2 separate regions of the Homo sapiens genome follow, and region 1 is linked to region 2. A link is an interaction called in ENCODE POLR2A ChIA-PET data of the cell type or tissue named here. Cell type or tissue: MCF 10A. All regions are shown on one strand. Region 1 overlaps PXDN (peroxidasin). Region 2 overlaps PXDN (peroxidasin).

Region 1 (8,000 bases), 76 kb after region 2:
CGAAGCAGCTGTATAGCCTGTGACTCTCCGTGTGTCAGCTCCTTCCACACCTGATTAGAACATTCATAAGCCACATTTAGAAACAGGTTTGCTTTCAGCTGTCACTTGCACACATACTGCCTAGTTGTGAACCAAATGTGAAAAAACCTCCTTCATCCCATTGTGTATCTGATACCTGCCGAGGGCCAAGGGTGTGTGTTGACAACGCCGCTCCCAGCCGGCCCTGGTTGCGTCCACGTCCTGAACAAGAGCCGCTTCCGGATGGCTCTTCCCAAGGGAGGAGGAGCTCAAGTGTCGGGAACTGTCTAACTTCAGGTTGTGTGAGTGCGTTAAAAAAAAAAAAAAAAAAGAATCCCTATACCTCATTTGTATTTTTAAAATGCGTGATGTTTTATGAAATTGTGTCCATTTTTTAGGTATTAGATATGGCAGAAAAACCATTTCCACTATGCAAAGTTCTTTTAGACGTCAGTGAAAATCAACTCTCATACCTCATGGTCTCTCTTTAATTGACCAAAACCTTCCATTTTTCTCTAAATACAAAGCGATCTGTGTTCTGAGCAACCTTTCCCCGAACACACAGCTTCAGTGCAGCACGCTGACCTGAGTATCCACCATGTGCCAGGCACAGTGCTGGGCACACGAGGCACCAAGGTCCGGGCCACCTGCCCGCAGCAAGGCCCAGCTGAGGTGGTGGAGGGAGCCCCTGAGGTCAGGGGCCGTTTCGGTTCAGGGTGGCAGGTGTCCAGCACTGGGGTATGGCGTCGAGGCTTCCATGGGGTGGGGGAGGCCAGCTTCCTTCTGACAGGATGGGCGCATACAGTGCCTGGTGTGATTTGTGCACAACCCGTGTTCCAGGTGCACATCCTCCCAAGGAGACACCCAGACCCTTCCAGCACGGGCCGGCCAAGTTGCTGCGGCGGAGGCAGCATTTCAGCTGTGAGGAAGGTCATTGGATTCATGTGTTTTATCTGTAAAAATGGTTGTCTTAACTTCTTAACCTCATATTGGTAAGTGATTGATAAAAATTGGTTGGTGTTTCATGACATGTGGACTTCTTTTGAAATAGCAAGTCAAATGTAGTGACCAAATTGTGGAAGAGATTTCTGTCAAATAGGAAATGTGTAAGTTCGTCTAAAAGCTGATGGTTATGTAAGTTGCTCAGGCACTCAGATGACAGCAGATTCTGGGTTCTGGGAGTGTTCTGTGCCTCTTACATGCCCTGGAGGCCTCATGGTCTCAGTGCTGAGGCGGCACACCTGTAGCACACCTGCGTAATGTGCGGTCTGGGCCAGTCACAAGGAATTGTGTTGTCTAAGCCAAAGGGGGAAGCTGACTGTGATTTACCAAAAAAAATTCTGTAATTCAAACCAAAATGTCTGCGGAATCACCAGTTTGATACTCTCTGTAATCAGAACAGTGGGCAGTGCCTGGGTGAACGTGTCTAGCAGCCACTGTGCGGGATCGCTGTAACAGGAGTGGAATGTACATATTTATTTACTTTTCTAACTGCTCCAACAGCCAAATGCCTTTTTTATGACCATTGTATTCAGTTCATTACCAAAGAAATGTTTGCACTTTGTAATGATGCCTTTCAGTTCAAATAAATGGGTCACATTTTCAAATGGAGAATGGCTTTATTTTTTTTTACCTGAAACCAGTACATGAGGCTAAAACTTTTCCAGGTGAGATCAAAAGCCTGAGAAGGGAAGGAGGTAGGTCCAGGAAGAAGCCCCAGAACTGTCCTAGTCACTAATCATTTTGTGACTAAATGTGAAAAAATTACTAAAAATAAGGTATTAGATAAAGTTGACTTCCTTTTCCGAAGCAGCTGGGATGCTTTAACCCGACTGAATTTTGGCAGGTGGGAGTGAGCTCTTGGGAAAAACCTCTGGCAAATAAATGCCCTTGTCTCCTGGAATCTTTGTGCTGTGGAGAAGGACATTTCTTTGTCAGAGAGGAGTGTACAAGCAATTCACACACCGAGGTGTCTGAGATGGGCAGATGCTTTTCCAGAAGCAAGAGCGCAGGTCAGGAGGGCACAGTGCACGGAAGACAGACACTCCCTTTCCAGGCCTGAGCTATGTGTGGCTCTGGGGCCAGAAGTCGGGGATGACATGTGACAATTGCTGAGCCCCTCAGGCTGTGGTTGGGTGGGAGAGAGGATGCTGCTCTAAAGGAAACTGGAATGGATCTGAGGGCATCTTTATAGGGCCTGGAAAAAATACTACTCATCTATGTAAGGAGAAAAATGAAATATTAACGAAAATTAAATATTATGTTGTTAAAATTGCCAAATCATTTCAAAATTAGAATGATAAATTGAGCTGCTTTCATGGAATGTTTATGAACATGGGATGAACACTCCTCAATCAACAAAAGACAAATTAGGTGCTTTTCTGTCACGAGGGAATGAGTGCCATATACCAATTTTAATTTAAATGAAATGCCTAATGCAAAACTAGCAAAAGTTAACCATATGTATCTTGTTTTAATAATATGTAGAATGCATTGAAACATTCCTATTGCTTTTTGTTATTAACACTTAATACCTGTTTCTGGTGTGCAAAATTATATGTCAAATGACATAAATACAGGCATACCTGGGAGATATTGTGGCTTCAGTTCCAGACCACCGCAATCAGTGACTATCTCAATAAAGCAAGTCATACAATTTTTTTGGTTTCCCGGTGCGAATAAAAGCTGTGTTCACATTACACTATGGTCTATTACATGCACAAAAGCATTATGTCTAAAAAATGTACATACCTTAATTTAAAAATACTTTATGGCTAAAAATAGTGAACGATCATCTGAGCCTTCAGTGAGCTGTAATCTCTTTGCTGGTGGAGGGTCTTGTGTTGGTGTTAATGGCTGCTGACTGATTAGGGTGGTGGTTGTTGAAAGTTGGGGTGGCTGTGTCAATTTTGGAAAGTAAGACAAAATGAAGCTTAGCGCATTGGTTTAGCCTTACTTTCATGAAAGATTTATTTGTAGTAAGGGATGTTGTTTGATAGCATCTTACCCACAGAATTACTTATTTCAACATTGGAGTCAGTCCTCTCAAACCCTGCTGCTGCTTTATCACATAAACTTATGGAATATTCTAAATCCTATGTTGTCATTTCAACAGTGTTCACAATATCTTCACCAGGAGTAGAGTCCATCTCAAGAAACCACTCGCTTTGCTTATCCCCAAGAAGCAACTCCTCATCCATTCAAGATTGATCATGAGATTGCAGCAATTCAGTCCCATCTTCAGACTCCACTTCTAATTCTCTTGCTATTTCCACCACATCTGCAGTTACTGCCTCCACTGAAGTCTTAAACCCCTCAGCGTTATCCATGAGGGCAGGAATCAACTTTTTTAACAGGCACTTCTGTTAGTGTGTATATTTTGACCTGCTCCCATGGATCATAAATGTTTTAATAGCATCTAGAGTGGTGAATTCTTTCCAGAAGGTTTTCAGTTTACTTTGCCCCAATCCATTAGAAGAGTCACTGTCTATGGCAGCTACAGCCTAATGAAATGATTTCTTACTTGAAAGTCAAAATTATAACTTGATCCATGGGCTGCAGAATGGATGTTGTGTAAACATTCATCTCTTTGTACATCCCCATTAGAGCTCTTGCATGACCAAGTGCATTGTCAATGAGCAATAATATTTTGAAGATAATTGATTTTTTCTGAGCAGTAGTTCTCAAGAGTGGGCTTAAAATATTCAGTAAATTGTGCCATAAACATATGTGCTGTCATCCAGGCTTTGTTCCATTTATAAAGCATGGGCAGAGTTGATTTAGCATAATTCTTAAAGGTCTGAAGATTCTCAGAAGTAAATGAACATTGACTTCAACTTAAGGTCACCAGCTGCACCAGCCATGGCAAGAGAGTCACCCTGTCCTCTGAAGCTTTGAAGCCAGGCATTGACTTCTCCTCTCCAGCTATGAAAGTCCGGAATGCTTCTTCTTCCAATAGAAGGCTGTTTTGTCCACATGGAAAATCTGTTGTTTCATGTAGTCATCTTCATCAGTGATCTCAGAGCTTCTGGAGAACTTGCTGCAGCTTCTCCATCAGCACTTGCTGCTTCTCCTTGCACTTTCATGCTGTGGAGACGGCTTCTTTCCTTAAACCTCAGAATCAACCTCTGCTAGCTTCAGAGTCTATTTCTGCAGCTTCCTCACCACTCTCAGCTTTCACAGAATTGAATGGAATTAGGGCCTTACTCTGTGTTAGGCTTTGGCTTAAGGGAATGTTGTATCTGACTTACCTTGTATCCAGACCATTCAAACTTTCTCCATATCAGCCATAAGGCTGTCTCACTTATTATTTGTGTTTCATCATTAGTGTGTTCACTGGGGTAGCACTTTTAATTCCCTTCAAGAACTTTTTCTTGGCATTCACGACTTGGTTGTTTGGCACAAGAGACCTGGCTTTTGGCCAATTTCAGCTTTCGACATGCCTTCCTCACTAAGCTGAATCATGTTTAGCTTTTGATTTCAAGTGAGAGACATGTGACTCTTCCTTTCACTTGAACACTTAGGGTCATTGTAGGATTATTAATTGGTCTAATTTCAACATTATTGTGTCTCAAGGAATAGGGAAGTCTGAAGAGAGGGAGAATAACCCATTCGGGGCCCAAAGCAATTAATAGTAACATCAAAGATCATTGATCACAGATCACCGTAACAGATATCATGAAAAAGTTTGAAATATTGCAAGAATTACCAAAATGTGCCAGAGACACAAAGTAAGCACGTTACTACAAAAATGGCCCCATTGGATTTGCTCCACACAGGGTTGCCACAAACCTTTAATTTGTAAAAAAACAAAACAAAACAAAACAAAAAAAACCTGTATCTGTGGGCCGGGAATGGTGGCTCACGCCTGTAATCACAGCACTTTGGGAGGCCAAGGTGGGCGGATCACCAGAGGTCAGGAGTACGAGACCAGCCTGGCCAACGTGATGAAACCTCGTCTCTACTAAAAATACAAAAAATTACCCAGGTGTGGTGGCGGGTGCCTGTAGTCCCAGCTACTCCGGAGGATGAGGCAGGAGAATCGCTTGAACCCGGGGAGGCAGAGGTTGCAGTGAGCTGAGATTGCGCCACTGCACTCCAGCCTGGGCAACAAGAGCGAGACTCCAACTCAAAAAAAAAAAAAGAAAAAATGCAGTATCTGTGAAGTGCAATAAATCAAAGCATAAAATGAGTTGTGCCTGTGGTTTTTTGTTTGTCAAAGCATTCACCAAAAGATTCTTCCATGCGTTTAGTGAACTTCCCAAATGTTTTCTGACAAAAGTTTCCGGAAGGCATCTGATTGGCATCCACTGAGTTTCATGCAACAGTTTTTCTGGTGAAACCAATTTATCACCACCCACAATTCTAGTCATGACACTCTAGAATCTCGGAGATGGAATAGATGAGTGAGCAAAGTGTATTTGCAAAAGAGTCATCTATTCCTAAGCTATCACATGCTTTAAGTTTATCCAAGTCCCCACCATGTGACCAGTTGGGAGCCTCAGCTTGAACGGATTTAAGATTATCCTGTAATTACAGATGAGGAAAAATGGTCCTAGAAGGCTGGCCACATTGCACCAGGCCACCAAACAATATGAGAGCTCATCCAACATCAGCCCAGCCCCATGCGCTGTTGCACACAGTTGTGAGCATTGCACCTGCCCGATACCCCAGCCTGCCTGTATCCACCCCGGTTTGCACACCACTGTGAGGAAGCACGCCCCATCATGGCTCCTTAGCTCAGTCCTGCTGAGGGGTTGCCATTCCCAAGTTGTCCTTAATGTCCTAGTGGCTATAACAAAGGCACCAAACAGCCACTACAGTTTTGCTTTTCATGTATTCAGTGTTAAGCCTTTGTGCTTAAAGTCTTCCATTTTAGGTTTACTTTCATTTATATTTATGGTAACAAATATGCTCACATCCCAAACCTGGGGATATTGACAGTCAGTTAGCATGTTTGAATCTGGAAGATTCCTGAAACTCCAGTAATGACTGTTTTTAATGTTTGTGGGATTTGTTAAAAATAACTCGGTCTGTGTTCACCATCACAGTATCTGGGGTTTCTTTGTTCCAACTGTGGGGACTCCAGAGGGCGGAAGCCAAGGTTGAAAGCCTAACATCTCCATTGTCCTTCCCATTATGTCGTGAACGTGTCCCTAACTTAACAAAGTGATCCTTTTTCCATCATAACTCTGGATGTCACCCTTATGGTCTAGTACAATACCGCCAAGAAACCACAGTTTTCAGGAATCACTTTGCGGTTACTGGTTTGGTGCTGCGGAGGACGGAAGGAAACACTGTGTACTCCTTTATCAGTTGCAATGACTGTTCAGACATGGACAGTAAATTGGTGTGGCTTTTCTATTACCGTGGTTTGGGGAAGAGAAGGAATAGAAATCTTCAGATTTTCATTATTATTATTTTTTTCTGACCTTGAGCATAATCTTAAGTTATAGGAAAAATTTTATCTTCAATGTGTTTTATCAAAAACATACCTCCTTAATGATTATTAACCCACAATTAAAAGCCGTAAGTGGACCATCCTGGCTAACACGGTGAAACCCTGTCTCTACTAAATATACAAAAAAATTAGCCGGGCATGGTGGCGGGCACCTGTAGTCCCAGCTACTCGGGAGGCTGAGGCAGGAGAATGGCATGAACCCAGGAGGTGGAGCTTGCAGTGAGCCAAGATCGTGCCACTGCACTCCAGCCTGGGTGACAGAGAGAGACTCCATCTCAAAAAAAAAAAAAAAAAAAAGCCCTAAGTTAAGTACTCTATGATGTTATCGTCACATGCTTTTAAAATTGTCTGCATCCTTCCCAGCATGCAAACTGCTTTTCTTGTTGTTTTGTCCTCAAGAAGCAAACTCATCAGGACATAGGATTGGAGCCTGGCTGAGTGACTAGTATGCACCTGTTTATAGAGGAAGTTCCTGGAAAACATTCATGTTTGTATTATTTAAAAATTACTGCACCAGAAATTAACTCAGAGAATGACCACTGGTCATCATTTCTTATGATTCAGGGTGTGTAGGGGAAGGGAGCAGGATGTTTGATGCCGTGTTGTGGCCGCACACTCTGTGGAGACTCGGGACCCTGAGCTTGCCGGGAAGGCTCTGGGCTGGGCTGTGTCCGGCGGCCTCTCTCTAACTCCTCGGTGCCCTGCCTCCCATGCCCTGCAGTCAGGAACTGCTGGACCCAAGACTCGAACCCACTGCCTCTGACCTTGAGTCGGGTACTCTCTTCATTTTACCAAATGTAGAGCAACAACGTGTACATTGAATTAAAACTTTGATATCCGAAACACGGATAGAATTGCAGAGTTCATTGGAAGCTTCGCATCCGAAAGACAAAATCGTGTAATTTTAGGAACCTGAGTGCTTGTAATAAAACGACTGCAATTTATTAGCTCTGTGGCCTTTACCAACTCACGTGACCTTTCCAAATCTTTTTTTTTCTTTGTAAACCAGAGACAATTACGCCGTCCACCTTGTGAGTCTGCTGTACAGATGACCTGAGATGTTCCTATCAAAGTGCTTAGCTCAGGCTAGGAGCTGAATTCTCCTTTCCCGGTCATTTGAGCACAGCCTTGCCCCTAGAGCCCTCAGGCTCAGAGACCCTCCCCCACATCCCATAATTACTTTTAGAAAAACACAGAGACTCACTCATGCTTTCGGGCAGCAGGGAAAAGAGAAGATTCTGGACCTCTTCCCTGACTTCCTACACTGCCTGAAGGTAAAGGCAACGAAGTTATGATGAGAAGCAGCTGAAGTTATGATGAGAAGCAGCTGAAGTTATGATGAGAAGCAGCCGCATCAGACCCAGAACATCTGGCAATTAGAGGCCAGTGGCTAATAGCTCAAGCCTTGCAGAGGCCAGGAATGTGGTTACAAAAGACGGTGCACCTGGGCCCAGCGGGAGCCTTCCAGAAACTGCCGCACAGCCCTCCCCAGCACCCTCCTTCCTGAGTGACTGAGTTCCCC
Region 2 (8,000 bases):
ACCACACACCCTGCCCTCGTCAGATCAAGCACCCGCACTCTGGGGCCCTCTCTGACCCTGCAGCCATAGCTACTCCCGGGCCTCCTCCTGAGCCTTTCACTGCAGCGAGCGCCGTGGTCACCTGCTGGTGCCTGGCCTCCTCCTCACCGAACAGCAGTGCTCGTGGTCCCCGCACCTGTGGTCAGCATTGCCCATGAACTGCAGATGTGTCGCTAGTACCAATGAGTGAGCGGCGAGCACAGGGGCTGGGATATTCTTTGCAGTTCCACGGGTGGGATCAGAGCCAGGGCGCAGGGACCAGACGGAGCCTGGCTCCCGTGGGGAAGACCGGCCACCAGCTCCCTCCCGCGGTGAACTGGCAGCCTCAGCAGATCATGCCTGTCACCGTGCTGTCTGTGAAATCAGACAACACCATGGTCAAGGGCGCTGCAGGACTGTGTTTTGGAGCCAGCATTCTGCATCATCAGTGACTCCTTAAAAAAACTGTACTTGATAAAACCTGTACACGTAGAGAGGTTCTTAACAAACCCAGCCGGGCACACCAGACTCCACGTGCTCTTGGTGATTTGTGTCTCATACAGGAAGTGAGGTGATCCAAATCGATACCATAAAAGATGTCCCCGTTTCTATGAACTGGGCGTGCCCAGTGCCCGTGCAACTCAGATGCCTGGGAGAGGAGGTTCCGTCACACCATGGCCTGGAGGTGAGGGCAGCTCAGGGAGCTCTCACTGTTTCTTCCTTGCGGGGCGAGTCGGGGGTTCTGGGTGCGTGACTGCATCAGGGACCCCTCTCCCCTTCCTCTGCCATCGTGGGTCAGGGCGGAACCTCCCCGGCCTCTGTTTCTGCCTCTGTAAAGGAGGATTGAGAATCACTTGGGCTTCTTATGACTTTTGTCATTCTAGTCAGGAAGAGGCTTCCTGCGAAGGGCGGAGGCTGACTGGGTTCTTGGTGTTTGGGTGGGATTGAGCAAAGCCCTTCAGTCCATCCACAGGGGGCCTCAGGGGCAAACTCCAGGCCCAGACCAAAGAGGAGCTGCTGGAACATGAAAGGGCGAACCTCTTTTAAATCCAGGAGCTTTGTCGGCTAAAGCGTCCTGCTGGGTTGTAAGAAGCATGTTTCCCCCTCTTAACTAATTGCAGAACAATGGCAGGGACAGAGGGTGCGTGATGAGACCTGGGCCTGCGCCAGGGCACATGCCGACAGCCAGCCCAGCCCCACGATCTCAGCTCCAGCAAGGCCAGCTCCAAAACAAACACCAGCTCCCGGGTTTACTTGGCGGGGAGGTGGGAGGATAACTTGAGAAGTCCCATTCATCCTGCAGCTTCCAGGCCTGGGCGTGCCCCCCTTGTTCTCGGGACAAAGCTCATTGTTCCAGCTGGAGAAGAGCTCCGCTGAGGATTGCCTGCGTTTGGTTTCCGTTCTCTCGCTTTGTGTAACTTTCCAGTGCCTTAAGAGTTCCTCTTTAGCCCTTAGGGTGCTGACGTAAGTGTGGTAAAACGTAGATCCTAAATGGGCTCCTCTTAAATGGTGATTCTTCTTCCCTTTAGACAGTCACCGGCATGCTGCTAGGGGAAGGATATCTGCAGATCGTCGCTTTCGGCACCTTGGTACGAATCCCTCCTCTGCACCAAGTTTTAATGAAGAACCCAGAGTGTGTTCATTCCCTGCCTTGTGCAGGGAAATGTCTTCCCCTTTTTTGTCCTCTTCTGTGTAGTTATTGCGTCTTTGACAGCTGATAGCCCCTCCGCAGGGATTTCTTTTGTTCCATTTTTGGAAGACTTTTGGCAACCTCGTGCTTCCAAAAATTTGGGTGAAAAGTGTGGGTTGATTATTTACACAAAAGTCAGACATATCACAATTAAATCATAATTTCTTTCTGATTACTTCGATTTGACAGTTTGATGTTCAGAAGGCGTGGATGAGGCATCTGGGATTGATGAGCAATGCAGCATGCTCTCAGTTTGTATTATTAGTGGGGCAGGTGATGCTTAGAGCTGATTGGTGAGCACTGCAGCGTGCTCTCAGTTTGTATTATTAGTGGGGCAGGTGATGTTTAGAGCTGATCGCTGAACACTGAAGCGTGCTCTCAGATTGTATTATTAGTGGGGCAGGTGATGCTTAGAGCTGATTGGTGAGCACTGCAGCGTGCTCTTAGATTGTATAATTAGTGGGGCAGGTGATGTTTAGAGCTGATCGCTGAACACTGAAGCGTGCTCTCAGATTGTATTATTAGTGGGGCAGGTGATGCTTAGAGCTGATTGGTGAGCACTGCAGCGTGCTCTTAGATTGTATAATTAGTGGGGCAGGTGATGTTTAGAGCTGATCGCTGAACACTGAAGCATGCTCTCAGATTGTATTATTAGTGGGGCAGGTGATGCTTAGAGCTGATTGGTGAACAGTGAAGCGTGCTCTCGGATTGTATTATTAGTGGGGCAGGTGATGCTTAGAGCTGATTGGTGAACAGTGAAGCGTGCTCTCGGATTGTATTATTAGTGGGGCAGGTGATGCTTAGAGCTGATTGGTGAACAGTGAAGCGTGCTCTCGGATTGTATTATTAGTGGGGCAGGCGATGCTTAGAGCTGATTGGTGATCACTGAAGTGTGCTCTCGGATTGTATTATTAGTGGGGCAGGTGATGCTTAGAGCTGATTGGTGAACACTGCAGCGTGCTCTCAGGTTGTATTATTAGTGGGGCAGGCGATGCTTAGAGCTGATTGGTGAACACTGAAGCATGCTCTCAGATTGTATTATTAGTGGGGCAGGCGATGCTTAGAGCTGATTGGTGAACACTGAAGCGTGCTCTCAGATTGTATTATTAGTGGGGCAGGTGATGTTTAGAGCTGATTGGTGAACACTGAAGCGTGCTCTCAGATTGTATTATTAGTGGGGCAGGTGATGCTTAGAGCTGATTGGTGAACACTGCAGCGTGCTCTCAGGTTGTATTATTAGTGGGGCAGGTGACTGGCTTCTGGCAATGCCAGCAGGATGTAAGATTCTGTGGCTTGCAGTGAGACCGTGTCCGATTTGTGACTTAAACAGTTGTTACTGCACTTGCTCCCTGGAGGACTTGATATCACATGGAGGCAGGACTGTGACCCAGTGAATACCAGGCTGCCAGTGGGACAGGGAAGCCCCACCCTCCCAGATAGATCTTTAGGTGCTGGACAGACCAGCTCCCAATTTCATAGAATAACCCGGGAGCTCCTAACTCTCACTGAAGGTCAGAGACGCTGGGACGGTCTCTGGGTTTGAGAGCCCAGGAATCGGAGGGCAGGGTAGAACTTGAATCTGGCATCCAGTCGGATCCAAGTTCTCGCTCTGACTGAGGTCTGGAGACCCTGAAGAAGCTGGATCAGAGAAGCCAGTAGCCTTGACGGTGTCCAAGCCACATGGATGCCTGAGCGGCAGGGCCTGGAGTGCCTGGGGGAGGCCGTAATGGACGGAGAACTGCTCCTTGTAGCCCCACACTCCACGCGGGAAACTCTCCAAAAGGGCTGGTGACACTCCACGCGTCCCAGGTCGTGGGCAGCCGTGCCCTGCACCCTGCGTCCCAGGTCATAGGCAGCCGCACCTGCATCCCAGGTCGTGGGGAGCTGCACCCTGCATCCTGTGTCCCAGGTCATGGGCAGCCGCACCTGCATCCCAGGTTGTGGGGAGCTGCACCCTGCACCCTGCATCCCAGGTCACGGGGAGCTGCACCCTGCACTCTGCACCCTGCGTCCCAGGTCACAGGGAGCTGCACCCTGCACCCTGCGTCCCAGGTCGTGGGGAGCCGCACCCTGCACCCTGCGTTCCAGGTCATGGGGAGCTGCATCCTGCACTCTGCGTCCCAGGTCGTGGGCAGCTGCACTCTGTACCCTGCATCCCAGGTCGTGGGGAGCCGCACCCTGCACCCTGTGTCCCAGGTCGTGGGCAGCTGCACCCTGCATCCCAGGTCATGGGGAGCTGCATCCTGCACCCTGTGTCCCAGGTCATGGGGAGCTGCACCCTGCACCCTGCATCCCAGGTCGTGGGGAGCCGCACCCTGCATCTGGGCTCATGGGGAGTGGCACATGGCTGCCTCCTACATTCACCCCTCCCAACCCCAGCCTTCATGGAGGGAGTGTCTTCAGTGGGTCATGTGGGTTTGGGAGTGAACTGAGCCGGTCTGCCTCTCCCTCAGGGGAGGCCCAGGGCCCCTGGGATGTGTGCAGACATGCTCTGCTCTCACGGCTCCGGGGAGGCCCAGGGCACTGGGATGTGTGCAGACGTGCCCTCTGCTCTCACGGCTCTCACGTGATGGGCAGTGCCGGGCGACATCAGGGTTGAGCTCTTAGTACTGTTGTCTTTTTTTCTGTAACTTCAGTTAATTTTTAGTTGGTTACTAACTAGCTCGTGTGTGCATCCTCTCATTACATCCTCAGAATACACTGACGGATGATGCATCATCTGCTCTTATTAATGTCATGTGATAATGGTTGCTCCCCAAGACTTGTATGAAAAGAAAGTAAGTCTTGGGACCCCCAAATCACTAAGTTAAAGGGAAGAGTCAAGCTGGGAACTGCTCAAGGCAAAGCTGCCTCCCATTGTATTCAAAGCCACCCTCTGCTCACCGAGACATGCATATCTGACTGCATCCCTTGGAAAAGATCATCAGAAACTCAAGACAGTGCAGCCATTTGTCTCTTATCTACCTGTGACCTGGAAGCTCCCTCCCCTCTTGGAGTTGCCCCCCCTTCACCTGGAGCTGCCCCCCCTTCACCTGGAGTTGTCCCCCCCTTTACCTGGAGCTGCCCCCCTTCACCTGGAGCTGTCCCCCCTTCACCTGGAGTTGCCCTCCCTTCACCTGGAGTTGCCCCCCTTCACCTGGAGTTGTCCCCCACCTTCACCTGGAGTTGCCCTCCTTCACCTGGAGTTGCCCCCCCCTTCACCTGGAGTTGCCCCCCTTCACCTGGAGTTGTCCCCTACCTTCACCTGGAGTTGCCCTCCTTCACCTGGAGTTGCCCCCCCCTTCACCTGGAGTTGCCCCCCCTTCACCTGGAGTTGTCCCTCTTTCACCTGGAGTTGTCCCCCGCTTCACCTGGAGTTGTCCTTCCTTCACCTGGAGCTGTCCCCCGCTTCACCTGGAGCTGTCCCCCCCTTCACCTGGAGTTGCCCCCCTTCACCTGGAGTTGCCCTCCCTTCACCTGGAGTTGTCCCCCACCTTCACCTGGAGTTGCCCTCCTTCACCTGGAGTTGCCCCCCCTTCACCTGGAGTTGCCCCCCTTCACCTGGAGCTGTCCCCCCTTCACCTGGAGTTGCCCTCCCTTCACCTGGAGTTGCCCCCCTTCACCTGGAGTTGCCCTCCCTTCACCTGGAGTTGCCCCCCTTCACCTGGAGTTGTCCCCTACCTTCACCTGGAGTTGCCCCCCCTTCACCTGGAGTTGTCCCCTACCTTCACCTGGAGTTGCCCTCCCTTCACCTGGAGTTGTCCCCCACCTTCACCTGGAGTTGCCCTCCTTCACCTGGAGTTGCCCCCCCTTCACCTGGAGTTGCCCCCCTTCACCTGGAGCTGTCCCCCCTTCACCTGGAGTTGCCCTCCCTTCACCTGGAGTTGCCCCCCTTCACCTGGAGTTGCCCTCCCTTCACCTGGAGTTGCCCCCCTTCACCTGGAGTTGCCCCCCCCTTCACCTGGAGTTGCCCCCCCTTCACCTGGAGCTGTCCCCCGCTTCACCTGGAGCTGTCCCCCCCTTCACCTGGAGTTGCCCCCCTTCACCTGGAGTTGCCCTCCCTTCACCTGGAGTTGCCCTCCCTTCACCTGGAGTTGCCCCCCCTTCACCTGGAGTTGTCCCCCACCTTCACCTGGAGCTGCCCCCCCTTCACCTGGAGCTGTCCCCCCTTCACCTGGAGTTGTCCCCCCTTCACCTGGAGTTGCCCCCCCTTCACCTGGAGTTGTCTCTCCTTCACCGGGAGTTGTCCCCCGCTTCACCTGGAGTTGTCCCTCCTTCACCTGGAGTTGTCCCTCCTTCACCTGGAGCTGTCCCCCACTTCACCTGGAGCTGTCCCCCCCTTCACCTGGAGTTGCCCTCCCTTCACCTGGAGTTGCCCCCCTTCACCTGGAGTTGTCCCCTACCTTCACCTGGAGTTGCCCCCTACCTTCACCTGGAGTTGCCCCCCCTTCACCAGGAGTTGCCCCCCCCTTCACCTGGAGTTGTCCCTCTTTCACCTGGAGTTGTCCCCCGCTTCACCTGGAGTTGTCCCTCCTTCACCTGGAGCTGTCCCCCCTTCACCTGGAGCTGTCCCCCCTTCACCTGGAGTTGTCCCCCCTTCACCTGGAGTTGCCCCCCTTCACCTGGAGCTGCCCTCCCTTCACCTGGAGCTGCCCCCCCTTCACCTGGAGCTGTCCCCCCTTCACCTGGAGTTGTCCCCCCCTTCACCTGGAGTTGTCCCGCCTTTCTAGACTGAACTAAATTCATCTTACATATATTGATTGATGTCTCGTGCCTCCCTAAAATGTATAAAACCAAGCACTTTGAGAGGCCGAGGTGCGTGGATCACCTGAGGTCAGGAGTTCGAGACCAGCTTGGCCAACTCGGTGAAACCTCATCTCTAAAAATACAAAAAATTAGCTGGGCGTAGTGGCGGGTGCCTGTAGTCCCAGCTACTCGGGAGGCTGAGGCAGGAGAATTGCTTGAACCTGGGAGACGGAGGTTGCAGTGAACCGAGATCACGCCAGTGCACTCCAGCCTGGGCGACAGAGCGAGACTCTGTCTCAAAACAAAACAAAACCAAAAGAAAACAAAAAAAACAAGCTGTGCCCTGAAGACTTTGGACATTTGTCGTCGGGACCTCCTGAGGCTGTGTCATGGGCATGTCCTCGACCTTGGCAAAACAAACTTTCTAAATTGGCCGAGACCTGTCTGAGATATTTGGGGTTCACACATGTCACTGGGGTGGCATCTGTGACATGTGGGAGAGTCAGCCTCTGTCTCCTCTTCTCTCTTAGAGCAGCTCCTTGCCCCGTCCATGCAGCCCTGGTGGGGCCTGCCCCAGGCTGAGGCTATTCCCTGCGTCCTGGAGGAAGCCTCGGTGACAGGGGACACTGTGCCGGGGTTGGGGGGGTGGCACCTGGCAGGGGGAGAGGATGGGCAGGACCCCAATTCCCGTTGCCTGGAAGCCAAGATAGATCTTCACTCCACTCAAGCCTCCTCTGCTCCTTCTGCCTTCAGGTATTTGCGATACTCCAGGATCCCACAAGAAATGACCCTCACAGCCAAAGGATTGAGGCCAGGTTTCTTTAGCTGAGGGCCAGGCAGGTCCTGACTAACGTAATTTGATCTCATTAATGGTATTAGTGGGCGTGTTATGTCTTACTCCGTTCAGGCGTCTCTGAGGAGCCATAGGCGGGGCAGCCTGTAAACACAGCAGCAGTTACCAATTCACCCCTGCAGCTCTGGAGGCTGGAAGTCCAAGATCAAGCACCAGCCAATTGGGTGTCTGCTGAGGGCCACCCGGGTTCAGAGAAGGGACCTTCTCCTCGTGTCCTCTCACATTGTGGACAGGACAAGACCGCTGTCGGGGTTCTTTCATAAGGGCAGTCATCCCACCCTGGGGGCACCACCGCCATAGCCTCCTCACCTCCCAGAGGCCCCACCTCCCAACACCATCCCTTGGGGATTAGGTCTTAGCACAAATTTGACGGGGTGCGAACGCTCAGTCTGCAGCCGTGGGGGCTCAGGGAGCCATGAGCACTACCACTGGACCCAGGCAGCTGGACACCCCTGACCCCATCCTGCGTCCCCCACCCCATTCCGCACCTCCCACCTTGAGCCCGCTTCTCTGCGGCTCCCCTTCACCCGCAGGGGAAGTAAGGGGCATCCTGAGGTTTCCCACCTCAGTGGTCCTACCCACTCTTCCTCCAAAATACACCCTTGCCCTCCACTCTGGGCACCCATTTCTCCTGCGACTGCCGGTGTGCAGGCTTGAAACTCGTCCGTGCCCTTCATGTCACTGTGGCCGCCTGCACGAGTGGCTCAGGTCACA

The links. ChIA-PET counts read pairs that join two places held together with the same protein. Peaks named below come from ENCODE experiments on the same cell type or tissue, not always from the same donor. Only the 100,000 strongest peaks of a DNase experiment are listed, where the experiment ranks them.
Region 1: POLR2A ChIA-PET joins it to region 2 with 5 read pairs; 5 of 35 experiments call an interaction of 5 or more read pairs at or near these places.

The regions. Positions count from the first base shown.
Region 1 is chr2:1,625,516-1,633,515 of GRCh38, reverse strand. PXDN (peroxidasin) reads left to right here. Exons shown (of 23, transcript NM_012293.3): 23 at 1-1,629. Among named protein-coding and RNA genes, the nearest start is that of LALTOP, 4.1 kb to the right of the region's middle. RefSeq lists an enhancer at 7,432-8,000. In MCF 10A, no CTCF peak of the experiment used is centred here; DNase peaks (open chromatin) are centred at 1,235 and 4,435.
Region 2 is chr2:1,701,378-1,709,377 of GRCh38, reverse strand. The region is part of intron 1 of PXDN (peroxidasin); the gene reads left to right. Among named protein-coding and RNA genes, the nearest start is that of PXDN, 39 kb to the left of the region's middle. RefSeq lists enhancers at 503-1,147, 1,148-1,793, 3,644-4,247, 4,248-4,851. In MCF 10A, no CTCF peak of the experiment used is centred here; DNase peaks (open chromatin) are centred at 597, 1,357, 4,167 and 7,317.